Regions from separate parts of the Homo sapiens genome. Here region 1 is linked to region 2. The links are chromatin contacts, found by Hi-C or POLR2A ChIA-PET in ENCODE. All regions are on one chromosome and are shown on one strand. The core of a region is the stretch at or near the end of the contact, and the rest is flanking DNA. Distances in the headings are between cores, read along the strand shown. Region 1 holds the start of ZNF576 (zinc finger protein 576). Region 2 holds the start of U2AF1L4 (U2 small nuclear RNA auxiliary factor 1 like 4).

The links. Hi-C counts contacts between places; a loop is a spot of excess contacts on that map. ChIA-PET counts read pairs that join two places held with the same protein, here RNA polymerase II (POLR2A). Pooled maps may share reads with other maps.
Region 1: a loop to region 2 is called in a map of heart right ventricle, with 24 times the contacts of the local background. The contact joins the promoter of ZNF576 here to the promoter of U2AF1L4 in region 2. A Hi-C loop is called at or near these places in 2 of 168 maps with a recorded cell type or tissue (heart right ventricle and sciatic nerve) and 4 of 50 pooled maps. POLR2A ChIA-PET finds 5 or more read pairs at or near these places in 1 of 52 experiments (endothelial cell of umbilical vein).

Annotation. Positions count from the first base shown.
Region 1 is chr19:43,594,884-43,602,277 of GRCh38, reverse strand. ZNF576 (zinc finger protein 576) reads right to left here and starts at 5,683. Exons shown (of 3, transcript NM_001145347.2): 1 at 5,535-5,683; 2 at 5,085-5,184; 3 at 1,121-3,447. The coding sequence starts at 5,169. The coding sequence ends at 3,020. IRGQ (immunity related GTPase Q) reads left to right here and starts at 6,144. Exons shown (of 3, transcript NM_001007561.3): 1 at 6,144-6,296; 2 at 6,938-7,394. The coding sequence starts at 6,940. RefSeq lists enhancers at 5,649-6,068, 6,469-6,538, 6,724-7,394.
Region 2 is chr19:35,740,436-35,747,063 of GRCh38, reverse strand. U2AF1L4 (U2 small nuclear RNA auxiliary factor 1 like 4) reads left to right here and starts at 1,646. Exons shown (of 6, transcript NM_001040425.3): 1 at 1,646-1,716; 2 at 1,852-1,939; 3 at 2,643-2,741; 4 at 2,919-3,052; 5 at 3,160-3,255; 6 at 4,261-4,537. The coding sequence starts at 1,673. The coding sequence ends at 4,345. It overlaps PSENEN (presenilin enhancer, gamma-secretase subunit), which reads right to left and starts at 1,413. Exons shown (of 4, transcript NM_172341.4): 1 at 1,364-1,413; 2 at 1,073-1,229; 3 at 541-645; 4 at 1-356. The coding sequence starts at 1,133. The coding sequence ends at 217. It overlaps IGFLR1 (IGF like family receptor 1), which reads left to right and starts at 4,612. Exons shown (of 5, transcript NM_024660.4): 1 at 4,612-4,668; 2 at 5,841-6,040; 3 at 6,500-6,628. The coding sequence starts at 5,884. RefSeq lists silencers at 2,934-3,094, 6,397-6,526 and enhancers at 4,430-4,859, 6,207-6,316.

The DNA of each region.
Region 1 (7,394 bases), core at 4,434-6,933, 7.9 Mb before region 2:
TACCACTGCACTCTATCCTGGGCTACACAGCGAGACCCTGTCTGAAGGGGAAAAAAAAAAAAAAAAAAAAAATGAAGGCCAGGTGCAGTGGCTCACACCTATAATCCCAGCACTTTGGGAGGCCCAGGCGGGCAGATCACTGAAGGCCAGGAGTTTTGAGATCAGCCTGAGCAACATAATGAAACCCCGTCTCTACTAAAAATACAAAAAATTAGCCAGTTATAGTGGTGCACACCTGTAATCCCAGCTACTCGGGAGGCTGGGGCTGGAAAATTGCCTGAATCCAGGAGGCGGAGGCTTCAGTGAGCTGAGATCACACCACTGCACTCCAGCCTGGGAGACAAAGTGAGACTCAAAAAAGAAAAAAGAATTTAAGAGTGCACAGTTTACTAACATGATGGCAATGGTGGTGCAGGTTGGGCCGCAGGAGTCCTGTTGACCCATTTTAAGTTTGAGATCTCCATTTGTTTATTCAAGTGGTTATATCTTATGTCTGGGGTTTGGGCTGCAGATAAAGATGTGGATGTCATCAGTGATGCTATTTAGAGAATCTGTGATGTCTGGAGAGAACAGGAAGCCCAGGGTGTACTTGGGCAGGCTGCTATCTTGGGAGAGCATGTGGGATTAGATACTTAGGTTTGGTTTAGGGGAGCCACTGTGGGGGTAGTGTGACAATATCTGGGTTGGAAACTTCGGAGCATTCACCAGGAGCCAGAGGAAATATCTGGCTCTTCATGAAGTTGGTATCTTGAAAAAAACTGATGGTCTACTAACTCCAACCAGTCTCCCCATAAGTCACCCCAGCAAAGAGATCCAGGGTAGCCCTGCCCCAAAACACACACACACACACATACCCTACCTACCTACCTACCTGGTAAAGATGGTGGTTCCCAGGATGGAAATTTCTGCTTCCAGACTCAGAGTAGGTTGAATGTCTTATTAGACCAGGGGTTGGCAAACTTCTCCTGTAAAGGGCTAGATGGTAACTATTTTAAGTTCTGTAGGCCTTAAAATCTCTGTTGCAACTATGCAGATCTGCTGTTCTAGGCAAAAGCAGCCATCAACGATACATAAGTGAATGAGTATAAAACTGTTCAAATAAAATTTTATTTGCAAAACCAGGCAGCAGGCTAGAGTTGGCCATAGTTTGCAGACCCCTGTCTTAGGCTGTAAATTCTGTTGCATGTGACAGAGACCCAAAATAATGGTGGCTTAAATAAGATAGAAGTTTCTTTCTTAGATAGCAATATGGAAGTGGGCTGGTATGGTGGCTGTGCTCCTTGAAATTGACGAGAGACCCAGGCTCCTATCTTGTTGCTCTGTCTTCCCACGTGTTGCTCTTATCCTTATGGTCTGAGATGGCTGGATACCATTTCCGTATTACAGTTAGGAAGGTGGAAAAAAGGTATGTCCCTTTCTTTTCTTTTTTTTTAAACAGTCTCACTCTGTCACCCAGGCTGAAGTGCAATGGCACGATCTTGGCTCACTGCAACCTGTCTCCCAGGTTCAAGCAATTCTCCTGCCTCAGCCTCCCAAGTAGCTGGGATTACAGGCATATGCCACCACACCCGGCTAATTTTTGTATTTTTGGTAGAGACAGGGTTTCACCATGTTGGCCAGGCTGGTCTCAAACTCCTGACCTCAGGTGATCCACCGGCCTCAGCCTCACAAAGTGCTGGGATTACAGGCGTGAGCCACTGTGCCCAGCCGTCCCTTTCTTAAGCTTGACTGTTCTACCCAGGAATTTAGCCAGAAATCAGTCACAAGGCCACATCTAGCTGCAAAGGAATCTGGGAAATGCAGTCTTTTCAGCTACTGTGTGCCTAGCTAAAAACAGAGACAGTGATCAGTCTACCACATCCACCTCACCTGTGGGCTTTAAAAACATCCCTCAACATAAACAGAGTCTATAAGTATTATATGCAAGGCATCGACCATTGTCTGCAGGTGCAGGGCAGGTAACTAAGGGGGTAAAACTGGCCTGGTGGGACTCATCTCCAGTTGAGGGTGACACCCACTGCTCCCTCCAGCCTGTTGTAACTTCTGTCCTGCCCCTGCTGACAATGTCAGCCTAGGTTGGGCCTTTCAAGAGAGCTGAAAATAGGATCTTAATGGGAAATCTCCCAGTGTTGGCCAAATAAAACCCGAAACAGAAGGTATCTCTGTTTGATTCCAAACCAGTTTCCCCACAAAGCGAGGCCAACTCTGGCCTGAGTTCCCCCACCTGCCCACACCCTTATGTTCTCTGGAAATTCCCACTCAAAAGCCAGAGCTCCCTGTTTAGACATTTTAATATGGATGTTTTCTGTTTTTAGATACTATTCCTGTTAGCTTATTCATACCATTTCACCTACACATATGAAAAAAATATTTCAGGACTAGAATGATATACAAAATTATTTCAACGAGACATAAATTATCGGGGGACTAGTGCCATCTAGTGCCATGGCCCCTCTAAGTGAGGATGGCAGGGGGTGGAAAAGAGACACAAGGACTCCAATTGCTACCCCCACTCAATTGGGGTCCAGCTCCCAACTTTGCTGCCCCATCCCCAAAAGCCCAAGTTGCTCCACATCTGGAACTCACCTGGTGGCATTACAGGCCAGCAACACCTCACCTTTCCTGCCCCCATTCAGGCAAAGGTCCAGGGCAATTTGCTCCCATAGCCCATGGCATCCATCTGGGAAGAATGAAGGGTGATGGCACAATCTGCAGCTAGGTATTTAACTGGGAATAAGGGAGACACAAACCATTTCTCTCCCGCACTCCCTTCCCATTTTTTTTTTTTAACAAAAGATCTCATTATTATCTGATTTCACTGTCTCACGAAGGCCCTGTGTGCTCCAAAGACTGAAGCTCTAAATAAGAATCTTCTGGGTCCTCTTTATTAAGAGCCCTCTGCCTTCCCAGGGGAGGGAAGCAAATCCTTCAGGGCCCCCAGAGTTCCTGCACCCCATATCATGGGTGAGTCCTACCAGCCACAGAGCCACCCGTCACCGTGGAGAGGCTTAAGCTGCACTCAGAGCTCCCCCCGGGCATGCCGAATGTAGTGTTGATGCAGCCCTGCTTCCTGAGCAAAGTCCTGACCGCACTCTGTGCAGGCGAAGGTGCCAGGAGGGGCACGGACCTCATGCATCTGGCGGTGCCGCCTCAGAGAAACAGCCTGCCCAAAGGTCTTGCCACAGTCAGGACAAGGGAAGGTGGGCTGGGCAGTAGTGGTTGCAACCGGCAGGGTGGGCTTGGCGGCTGGACCGTGGCTGCGCTGGTGGGTGATTAGGGCTTTGGAGGAGGGGAAGGAGCGGGCGCAGGTGAAGCAGATGAAGAGGACCCCCTGCAGCTTCTGGGCCACGAAGTCCGCTGGGTGCTCCCGCTTCATGTGACGCTCCTGGAACTTGGAATCTGCGAAGGTGATGAGGCAGCGGGTGCACTTCGGGGCCCCCAGGTGGCCTGAGGAATGTGGGGGAGAGGTCAGGGGAGGCCAGCAGGAGTCTCCAAGACCTCTTCCTGAACCCCAGAATCACACCAACAATTAACATTGAATGTGTTATGTGCTAGGTTCTATGCTAATGCTGGACAACCAAACAGGAGAACTGTTCTTGCACCTATTTTATGGATGAGCAAACTGAGATTCAAAGAGGTTAGGCAAGTTGCCCATAGTCATGAGGCTAGGAAAGGAAATGGTGGAGCCAGGGTTGGAACCCAGAGAGTCAGCCTGCCCAACAGAGGGGTATGGTGATTACAGCACAGCCTTTGGAGCCAGACTGCTTGGGATTGAATCTCACCTCCACCACTTCCTAGGCAATTACACCAGTTTCCTTATCTGGAAAATGGGCTAATAACAGTATCTACTCCATAGGACCGTTGGAAGGAATAAATGAATTGCTGTACAGTCATTTGCAATTATGACTAATGATACAGAGAAATCCAGCCCGACATCCAGGATCTGGCCTGGTACTCACAGCTAGACCTTGGTGTTCTGTTGAACATAAATTTTCACAGAATATCAAGGACAGACAAGGCCACGCTGTGACTAAAATGAATCAAGACAAGACTACATCATCATAATGTCTGAGCACAGACAAAATATGAATACTGTCCAAGCAGAAAAATGACCAAACATCCTCCTATCCTGGCTAATGTGAATGTCTGCTGCTGCTTTATCAGTCAGAGCTTGAGCCTCGCCTCCTTCCTTCCTCCTTCTGGGTAAGATTTATTACGATAGCCAATCATAGAATTGCCCCTGCTTCCTGGTAGCATCCAATCCAGAGCAAAACAATTTTGCTTGAACCTTCCCCAAAATCACCACCCACAAGCCCAAATCCTGTGTCGTTTTTACCATTCTTAGTGAGACACCCCACAGTCCCCCCATGGTCTGTGTTCATTGCAGTGAGAAACCCAACGTGTTCAACTGCAGGTGTGTTCCTGGTAGTCTCTGGCTCAAGGGCATTGAGACTACAGCTCTTGTTACAAATACCTCTCTCTGCCTCAGTTCCCAGTTTAAAGGGCCTATTATTAGAAGGACTCAATGAGATAATGAATGTTAAAATGGTTCATAATATGAGAATAAATACACCTAGCTCATAATAAAACACTGAGCAGGAGGTGTTGCTATTACATGTCAAACTGGCTACCATCATTAACCCCTAGCTTTCCCCTTTGCTGCAGTTAATCCCATACCCACCCTGTGAGGTGGGAAGTACCACCCTCTTTTGACAGTCAAGGAAACCAAGGCCCAAGTTACACTGAAAGTCTAGGGCAGAGTTGGGACCAGAATCTTGGGGTTTCTCTCCCAATAGAACCATTCCCAGCCACATCTCCAACCCAAGCCTCTCCTGGAAGCCACCCTATCCCTCTGAATGCATAAGCATTGCAATCCTGCTTATGTGGCCAGAGGAGGGTGAGTACTCTGGCCACATAAGCTGGTGTGAGGAGATGCACTTCCTGCTAGAGCAGCTCAGGGACCATTACAGCCCCTTCTCAACAGGCAAAACTCTGTGGCGCCTTGGACACCGAAGTGCCACAGAGATCTTAGCATCAGCTCCTGCACCCCACCCTCCTCTAGCCCGCCAGCCATGTGTACTCACAGATGTTGCCTCCTGGGCTCTGGGGACTTCTCTCCTTGGGTGAATCCTGCTGCTTCATGTTCTCTTCAGGGTTCGGGTCCTCCATGGTGCTGGGACCCTTCTAGTCAGGAGAGGAGCGTGCATAAGTGAAGCTGTTCATCTGTTACCAGTCTTAGAGGGCACCCTAAGTCTATGACCTTTGACATCGCCAGAGGCTCTCCTTGCCTGCCTTTGACCCCTACGACATACTATCTCCTTGAACTCTAATTGATGGAGTTCTTGCTAAAAGAAGCTTCAAACCTCCCAAAGGACTGGATTTCCTGGGTTTGGGACTCCCCTAGAGTCTTCTCACTGGTGTGACCTATGACCTGCTGCATCAAACTAACTCCCTGAACTCAGCGTGGAAGCCTTGATCTTTGACACCAGCGTCATCCCAATCTCAAGTGTCTTGGGGCAGGTAGTGATACCCACCCTTTATCCCAGTTCTTCCCGGGAAACATCCTCTGACATCCTGTGATTTTTGTTCCGCCCAGAGCCCCCGCCTCCCACGCGCGCTTGCAGCTGCTATCCCGCTACCCTCAAGCGCTGCCTACAGGTTCCTGCTCCCAGGCCTCAGTTTTCCTCCTTACAGCAGAGGGCTGCCTTTCGCTGCGCCTGTCAGCCGCTGGCTACAGCGCCGCCCCAGAGAGAAGTGGGATAGGGACCACTCAGTCTCAGGGCCCCCGTGGTTTCCGCGCCCTTTTGCCAGATGAGCCTCTCGGAGCCGAGATCCCGGATTTGCCATCCGGCAGTAGTATAGTCGCACCAGCCCGGTCCTCAAAATAACGGGAGGGGTCCTTCTCTGCCCTATGGCGCGTTTGATGACGTTCAGCCTCCCGCGGCTTAGCTAGCTAAGCCTTTTGCGCATGCGTGGGTAGGCTCTCGTGGCGCGCAGGCGCGTTGACTCATTCATTGTTCTAGGCCCTGAGGCCGCCAAAGAGGGGCGTGCACACTTCGGCCGTTCTGCGCAGGCGCGGCGAAGGGCTGGGTCTCTGCTGTCGGCCTTCCAAGACACACCCCCTTGGGAGAGGGAGTGACGTCAGGTTAAAGCTACCGGGACGGGTCCCGGCATCTCTAAATCACCGCTCCCTGGCCTCTTCGGCCTCCGTCCGCCGCGGCCCAGGGGCCGGGCTTCTCAGCTGCTGACCTACTGCCACCGACTGCGCTCTCTCCCGTGGGTCGGCTTTTTGCTCGGTTGGTGATTTGGAAGGGGGAAGGGGAAAGATGAAAATAACAATGTGTCCGAGGGAGGAGGGACTGGAAGCCAGATTTCTGAGGTTTTATTTTTATTTATTTTTCAGAGAGGGTCTTGCTCTGTCGCCTGGGCTGGAGTGCGGTGGTGTGATCACGGCCCACTGCAGCCTCCAAGTCCTGGGCTCAAGCGATCCTCCCGCCGCAGCCTTCCGAGTAGCTGGGGCTACAGGCGCACACCACCATGCCCGGCTAAATTTTATTTTTTATCGAGACGGAGACTCTACCAGAGAGTCCCCCCACATGTTGGCCAGGCTGGTCTCGAATTCCTGGCCTCAAGCGATCCTCCGGCCTCGGCCTCCCAAAGCACTGGGATTACAGGCATGAGCCACCGCGCCTGATTTCAGAGTTTTTGAAGCAGAAAGGGAAACGTTTCCATCTAGAGGGAGGGCGGACAGACAGGACGCCTGGGATTCTGGGGGAATAGGGTCTGGGCTCTGGATTTTTTAGGTCCTGGAGAGTGACACTCAAGAACCGAAGGGGACAGGGTGAAGGACTGAGGCCTGGGTTCCGAGTGGGGCGGCTAGGAAAGGAAAAGGCTAGGTGCTCCCTGACCCAGGTCTTCTCTACCCGTTGCTTTCCAGCCATGCCTCCGCCGCAGGGTGACGTGACCGCCTTGTTCCTGGGGCCTCCGGGCTTGGGGAAGTCCGCGCTGATCGCAGCGCTGTGCGACAAGGATGTGGAGACGCTCGAGGCCCCCGAGGGACGGCCGGACTCCGGGGTTCCCAGCCTAAGAGCTGCGGGCCCAGGCCTTTTTCTGGGCGAGCTGAGCTGCCCACCCGCAGCGCCGGGGCCCTGGGCGGCGGAAGCCAACGTGCTGGTACTGGTGCTGCCCGGACCCGAGGGGAACGGGGAACCGTTGGCTCCAGCCCTGGGAGAGGCAGCGCTGGCCGCCCTGGCCCGAGGGACCCCGCTACTGGCTGTGCGGAACCTCCGTCCTGGGGATTCACAGACTGCCGCCCAGGCCCGTGATCAGACAGCAGCTCTGCTGAACAGCGCGGGGTTAGGAGCTGCGGATCTGTTTGTGCTACCGGCGAACTG
Region 2 (6,628 bases), core at 397-2,896:
TTTTTAAATATTAATAATCATTTATGCCTCAACCTCTAAAAGATCCCAGGAAGTCAGTATCGAAAGTTAGGGTCCTTTATTGGGGGATGTCAGCAGAGAACGTGGGACATGAAAACAAGTCTTAGGAGTTTGAGAAGGGGCTCCCAGGACAGGCTCCTCTGCTTTAAGGAGCCTGTCCTGGGAGAATAAGCAGGGCCCCAGTATGTGCAGAAGTTGTCAGGGGGTGCCCAGGGGTATGGTGAAGGAGAGGTAGTCCCCAAGGGCACCCCAGCGGGGCCGGTAGATCTGGAAGATGGTGATCCAGGAGGTGAGCACTATCACCCAGAAGAGGAAGCCCACAGCTGAGCGCCAGACATCTGTCATGGGAAACAGAAGCTGGAAGGGTTGGCCTCCGGCTGCTCTCCAGACTTCCCTAGACCAGCCTTCCCTTCTCACCCAGAGCCCCAACATTTTGGATCCTCCATTGTCCCTTCCCACCAAGATTCCCCGCTTCCCCCTCTCCCCTGCCACTGGCCTCCCTCCTCTGTGCTCTAGACTCACAGCCTTTGATTTGGCTCTGTTCTGTGTAGGCTGGGACAAGGAAGGCCTCTCGGAAGAACCAGAAGATGTTGACCAACCAGAGAAAAGGCAGGAAAGCAAACCCCCCTAGGGAGAAAGAAAAACAAACAAACAAACCCCAAAACCTCATAAGGCAATGAAGATCTTCTCCAACTCCCACCGAGATCTATTTGGAAGAAACTCTCCCACACCCAAGTTCAAATGGAGATTTCTGTTGTCAGGGACTCAGGAATCTGGCTCCTCTTTGGGATCCAGGAATCTGATTCCTCAACCATCTCTTTCACAGGACCCAAGAGTCCAGGCCCTCAATCCCCCTCCTCTCTTGGGATCCAGAAATTGAGGCCCCAGCTTCCTCATTCCTCAGGACCCAGGCCCTCCCCACTCAAATCCAGGAGTCGGCGTTCGCAGGTCCTTCATCTCTTAGACTTAAGAATCCAGGCCCCGAGGCCCTCTTCCCTCGGGTGCTCTAGTCCAGTCCCCTCTCTTCTCCTGGGACCCTAGCGATCTGCCTTACCCAGGTAGTACTTCCGGCACAGGTTCAATTTCTCCTCATTGGACACTCGCTCCAGGTTCATAGCTGCGCTGGGGCCGGGTCGTCCCAAGGGTCTGCGGGGCAAGACCCAAGCCTTGACCCTAAGTAACAGATGCAAGGATCACGAACAACCACGCCCCTATTAGAACAAATCAGAGATAAATGTAAAGGTCGGTTTGCTGAAAGCAGGGCATCCCCACCCCCACTAGTAAGCTGGCTGGATTAAAGAGCTCTTTATATTTACTAGGGTGGGCGAAACGACCCCCAACTCACCAGGAGAGCTCACTTCCTCCGGCTGGGGTGCCTTAGCTACTTTCAGTTATGGACGTTTGCGCGAGACGCCCCAGGTTTCCCTGGAGATTGTAGTCTTCTTTGGGCGAGGCAACACTGCACGCATGCGCTGTTAAAAGAACTCCTACCGGGGAGTCTATGGGGAGGGCGCGCGCCTCCCACGCGCAAGCGCCCTGGGGCGTTTCCGAGCGCTTGGTAAGCGCCTGGAGAGGGCAACGAACTACACTTCCCAGTGCTCCTAAGCAACGGAAGTGACGTAAGAGCAGCCAGACCTGGAGGGCTTGGGTAAAAATGGCTGAATATTTAGCTTCGATATTCGGGACTGAGAAGGACAAGTGAGAACGGGCGCTGGGAGTGGACTCTCGGGGGGTCGGGGCCGGGGTACTGGGGTCCTGGGTGGTGGGGCGGTGTTTCTGGGGTGCCCAGCTTCCCCGGCCCTCGGTTCACCTTTGTCTTTGCACCTTTTCCAGGGTTAACTGCTCTTTTTACTTTAAGATCGGGGTCTGCCGGCACGGGGACCGGTGCTCCCGGCTTCACAACAAGCCGACATTCAGCCAGGTGAGACCCGGCACGGAGCCTCGGGGGTTAACGGCTCCCTGGCCCTTCCCCTTCTGGGGCCGTCGTCACCATGTCCCGCCTATTCCGGGTTCCTGAGTCCCTCCCCACCGCCCGGCTTTTTTTCTCATTGGACCTTTCTGCAGGCTCCTCCCACCGGTCTTCGTGCCGTTTTCCCGGGAACTTGGTCGCGCCCCCATGCGTACAGGCTACACACGGCGGCTGTTCATCTTTGCCAGTCCCTTCCATCCCGCTGTTCATCCTTGCCAGTCCCCTCCATCCCTTTTCTGGTTTCTTAGGGGCAAAGGATCGCCGATGCACTCATGATGCTTAGGCTGGGGTGTAAGGTTCCACCCCCAACCTTCATGCCTCACTCTCTGTTCATGCAGCCCTGCCCTCTGAGCTCAGGCCCCGCCCCTTTTAAATTCTGTGCAGACCATAGTGCTGCTCAACCTGTACCGGAATCCACAGAACACAGCCCAAACTGCAGACGGATCACACTGTGAGTAAGGGACCAGGCCTGGGGGCAAGGTGAACAGCCCCCAGTAGGCTACACTCTGATTCCACCCTGCCCGCCCCCACCCCAGGTCATGTGAGTGACGTGGAGGTGCAGGAGCACTATGATAGCTTCTTCGAGGTGAGGGTTGGTAGGGGCAGATGGGGTTTCTTGTGGGAGCTCAGCTGAGTTCCTCCCCGTCTTCCACAGGAGGTGTTCACAGAACTGCAGGAGAAGTATGGGGAGATTGAAGAGATGAATGTGTGCGACAACCTTGGGGACCACCTCGTGGGCAACGTCTATGTCAAGGTGCTTGCTGCCCCCCACTTAGGGCCCAGAAGTGGAGGCGTTTCAATGCCTGATGGTGGCCACTGTAGGCTCTCAGCTTGAATTTCATCACTAAATCCAGTCCAGCCCCAGAGCGGGTAGTGAGTCCCCTGAAGATCTCTGAGTTCTCCTGCTGACCCTGACTGACATTTCCTGCAGTTCCGGAGGGAGGAGGATGGAGAGCGGGCCGTGGCTGAACTCAGTAACCGCTGGTTCAACGGGCAGGCTGTGCACGGTGAGCTGTCTCCTGTCACTGACTTCCGGGAGTCATGCTGTCGCCAGTATGAGATGGGGTATGGTAGTTCAAGGGTGGGATGGGCACTTGGAATCCCAGACTTTGAATGCGTGGTAGGGGCTGTCAGTGACAATGGCTTCCTCCATCTCTCTACCCTCTATGCAGGGAATGTACCCGAGGTGGCTTCTGCAACTTCATGCATCTGCGGCCCATTTCCCAGAACCTCCAGAGGCAGCTCTATGGGCGGGGACCCAGGCGCAGGTACCTCAGGACCAGCCTGCTATGTCTCCTCATGTCCTAAGGCCCCTATATCCTCAGATGAGCCTAACCCTAAGCCCCAGTAACCACGTTCCCAAGAATCTTTTTTTTTTTTTTTTTTTTTTGAGATGGAGCCTCACTCTGTTGCCCAGGCTGGAGTGCATTGGCACCATCTTGGTTCATGGCAACTTCCGCCTCCCGGGTTCAAGCAATTCTCTGCCTCAGCCTCCCAAATAGCTGGGATTACAGGCACCTGCCACCATGCCCGGCTAATTTTTGTGTTTTTAGTAGAGATGGGGTTTCACCATCTTGGCCAGGCTGGTCTGAACTCCTAACCTCGTGATCCACCTGCCTCACCCTCCCAAAGTGCTGGGATTACAGGCGTGAGCCACCACTCCCGGCTGACTGTTTTTTTTTTTTTTTTTTTTTTTTTTTTTTGAGACGGAGTTTTGCTCTTCTTCCGCAGGCTGGAGTGCAAAGGCGCAGTCTTGGCTCAGTGCAACCTCTGCCTCCCAGGTTCAAGCAATTCTCCTTTCTCAGCCTCCCAAGTAGCTGGGATTATAGGCACCTGCCACCATGCCTGGCTAATTTTTGTATTTTTAGTAGAGATGGGGTTTCACCACGTTGGCCAGCCTGGTCTCGAACTCCGGACCTCAGGTAATCCACCCATCTCGGCCTCCCAAAGTGTGGGGATTACAGGCGTGAACCACTGCGCCCGGTCATTCCCAAGACTCTTATACCCTAAGAGTAGTTCTGAGCTCCATCTGGAGACCAGTACCTAAGTCCCAATCCCCAAACCAGCCTGAACCCCTAATCCACGACCAGCCTGGATTGCCACCCCTGATACTGGCCACTGAGTTCCCCTGATACTGGCCACTGAGGTCGTGTCTTAGAACTCTAGTTATTTCAGCACCCTCCTGCCTCATCCCAGAGCAGAGAGGCAGGCCTGCAGGATCTCTGCACCACTCCTCAGGGTTCTAACAGAACTCTCAACGCTCCTATTCCCAGGTCACCCCCGAGGTTCCATACTGGCCACCATCCCCGAGAGAGGAACCATCGGTGTTCCCCTGATCACTGGCATGGCCGCTTCTGAGGCCCTGGCCCCCTTACCCTTCACCCCCAACAGGGACAGATGTTCCTGGCAGGACCTCTCCTCAAAGCCCCCTTCACTCTCCTGCCCCATCCTTCCCAGGCTCCCGGGCTCCATAATGTAATCTGTTCAGCATGGAGACCTTCTTCTACCGCCCCTGTCTTAATAAAGCTGCGTGTTTCACTTCGGCATCAACTTGCTTTTGCTGTGGTTTGGCATTTCCCTCCACCCACACATGTGACGAAAAGGGGAAACAAGACTGGGTCCTGGCCACAACTTCAGCTGAGGAACTTGGCACGGCCAGCTTGGGACCCAGGACCCTAACGGTACTGGTAGGGTGGGGACACCTTTGTGCTGAAAACCTTAGCACCTCCATCTGAGGCTTATTCAAGGGGGAGAGACCTGGTTGTGGCAGGTGGGAGGAGCCCTAGCCCCAAGGAGATTAGGATTCAAAGGTGAGGTGAGGTGCTGGGAGGTGGTCTCCAGCCAGTATGGGGCTGACTCCTCCGTGCCTGCCGAATTGTGATGGGAGTTAGTAATGCCTTACACTTAAACACTGAGTTTACTGTATGTGAGGTGCTGTTTTCAGCACTTTAGTTTGTTTTTGTTTTTTTTAAGGAGTTTCATTCCTGTTGCCCAGGCTGGAGTGCAATGGCACGATCTCAGCTCACTGCAGCCTCCACTTCCCAGGTTCAAGCAATTCTGCCTCAGCCTCCCAAGTAGCTGGGATTTACAGGCATGCGCTACCACGCCCGGCTAATTTTGTATTTTTAATAGAGACAGGGTTTCACCATGTAGGCCAGGCTGGTTTTGAACTACTGACCTCAGGTGATCCACCCACCTGGGCCTCCCAAAGTGTTGGGATTACAGGCATGAGCCACTGCGCCCGGCGGCCAGTTTTTTTTGTTTTTAGAGATGAGGTCTTGCTGTGTTGCCCAGGCTGGTCTGTAATTCATGGCTCAAGCAATCCTCCTACCTTGGCCTCCCTAGTAGCAGGGACTACAGACGTGAGCCACTGCACTTGGCAAAGTGCTTTGCTGTTTTTTTTTTTTTTTTTTTTTTTTGTAAAGATGGGGTTTCATTTTGTTGTCCAGGCTGATCTCTCGAACTCCTGGGCTCAAGTGATCCTCCTGTCTTGGCCTCCCAAAGTGTTGGGATTACAGGCATGAGCCACCACACCCAGCCCCTGCTTTACTTCTAATGACGGTTCTAATTCTCCACAATAACCCTATGAGACAGGTGCTATCATTGTCTTATTTTAGGGATGGAAAAGGGAGGGTGGGTGGGTGAGGACACGGCAGAGGTGGGATATGCATTCTTGCAATCTAGATCCGCAGCCCTGTTAGTCCCCTAGTGGCCTTGTGGGCTTCTCTGATAACCGGCTCAGTTGGGGGATGAGGGCTCGGGGGTAGATTCCCGGCTTCCGAAGAGGCGTGAGAATTCTGTTCCCCCACATCACCGCGTCCTTTCTTCTGCCCGATTTCCCCGGAAAGTGTAGCAGAGGCGCTGTGTTTGGAAGTCCCGCTATCACGGCCCCCCAGATGGGGCCTGGACGATGCCTCCTGACGGCCTTGTTGCTTCTGGCCCTGGCGCCACCGCCGGAAGCCTCCCAGTACTGCGGCCGCCTTGAATACTGGAACCCAGACAACAAGTGCTGCAGCAGCTGCCTGCAACGCTTCGGGCCGCCCCCCTGCCCGGGTGAGAATCCGAGACCGAGCCTTGCTTGGGCGGAGCTTGCAGGTGATAGGGAGCGGGGAAGGGGCGAGGTCTGTGGGCTACGGGCCAGAGAGGCTTGCTTAGGGGTCTAAGCGGTGGGCCTTATGCAGATCAGACAGGGATGGCAGGCAGAGCCTGTGCAGATAGTGCGGGCTACCGTAGGGCAACAGCGAATGGATATGGCTGGAGAGGCGGGATAGGGGCCGCGTGGAAAGGGTGGGCTTTATGTAGAGAAGCCGGGAGTGGGCGGAGCTTCGTGCGGAGCAGGCTGGAGGGGGGTGAAAAGGCGAGCCCGGAGAAAAGTGACAAGACCGGGGCGCACGCTAATAGGCTGGAAGCGTCCTGGAGGGGCGGGGCACGCTGGGATAGGGCGAAGGGAGAGGGCGTTGCCCGCGCAGGGGCGGGCTAGGCGGCCGCACTGGAGCGCAGCTTTCCCGCTAGACTATGAGTTCCGGGAAAACTGCGGACTCAATGACCACGGCGATTTCGTAACGCCCCCGTTCCGAAAGTGTTCTTCTGGGCAGTGCAACCCCGACGGCGCGGAGCTATGTAGCCCCTGCGGCGGCGGAG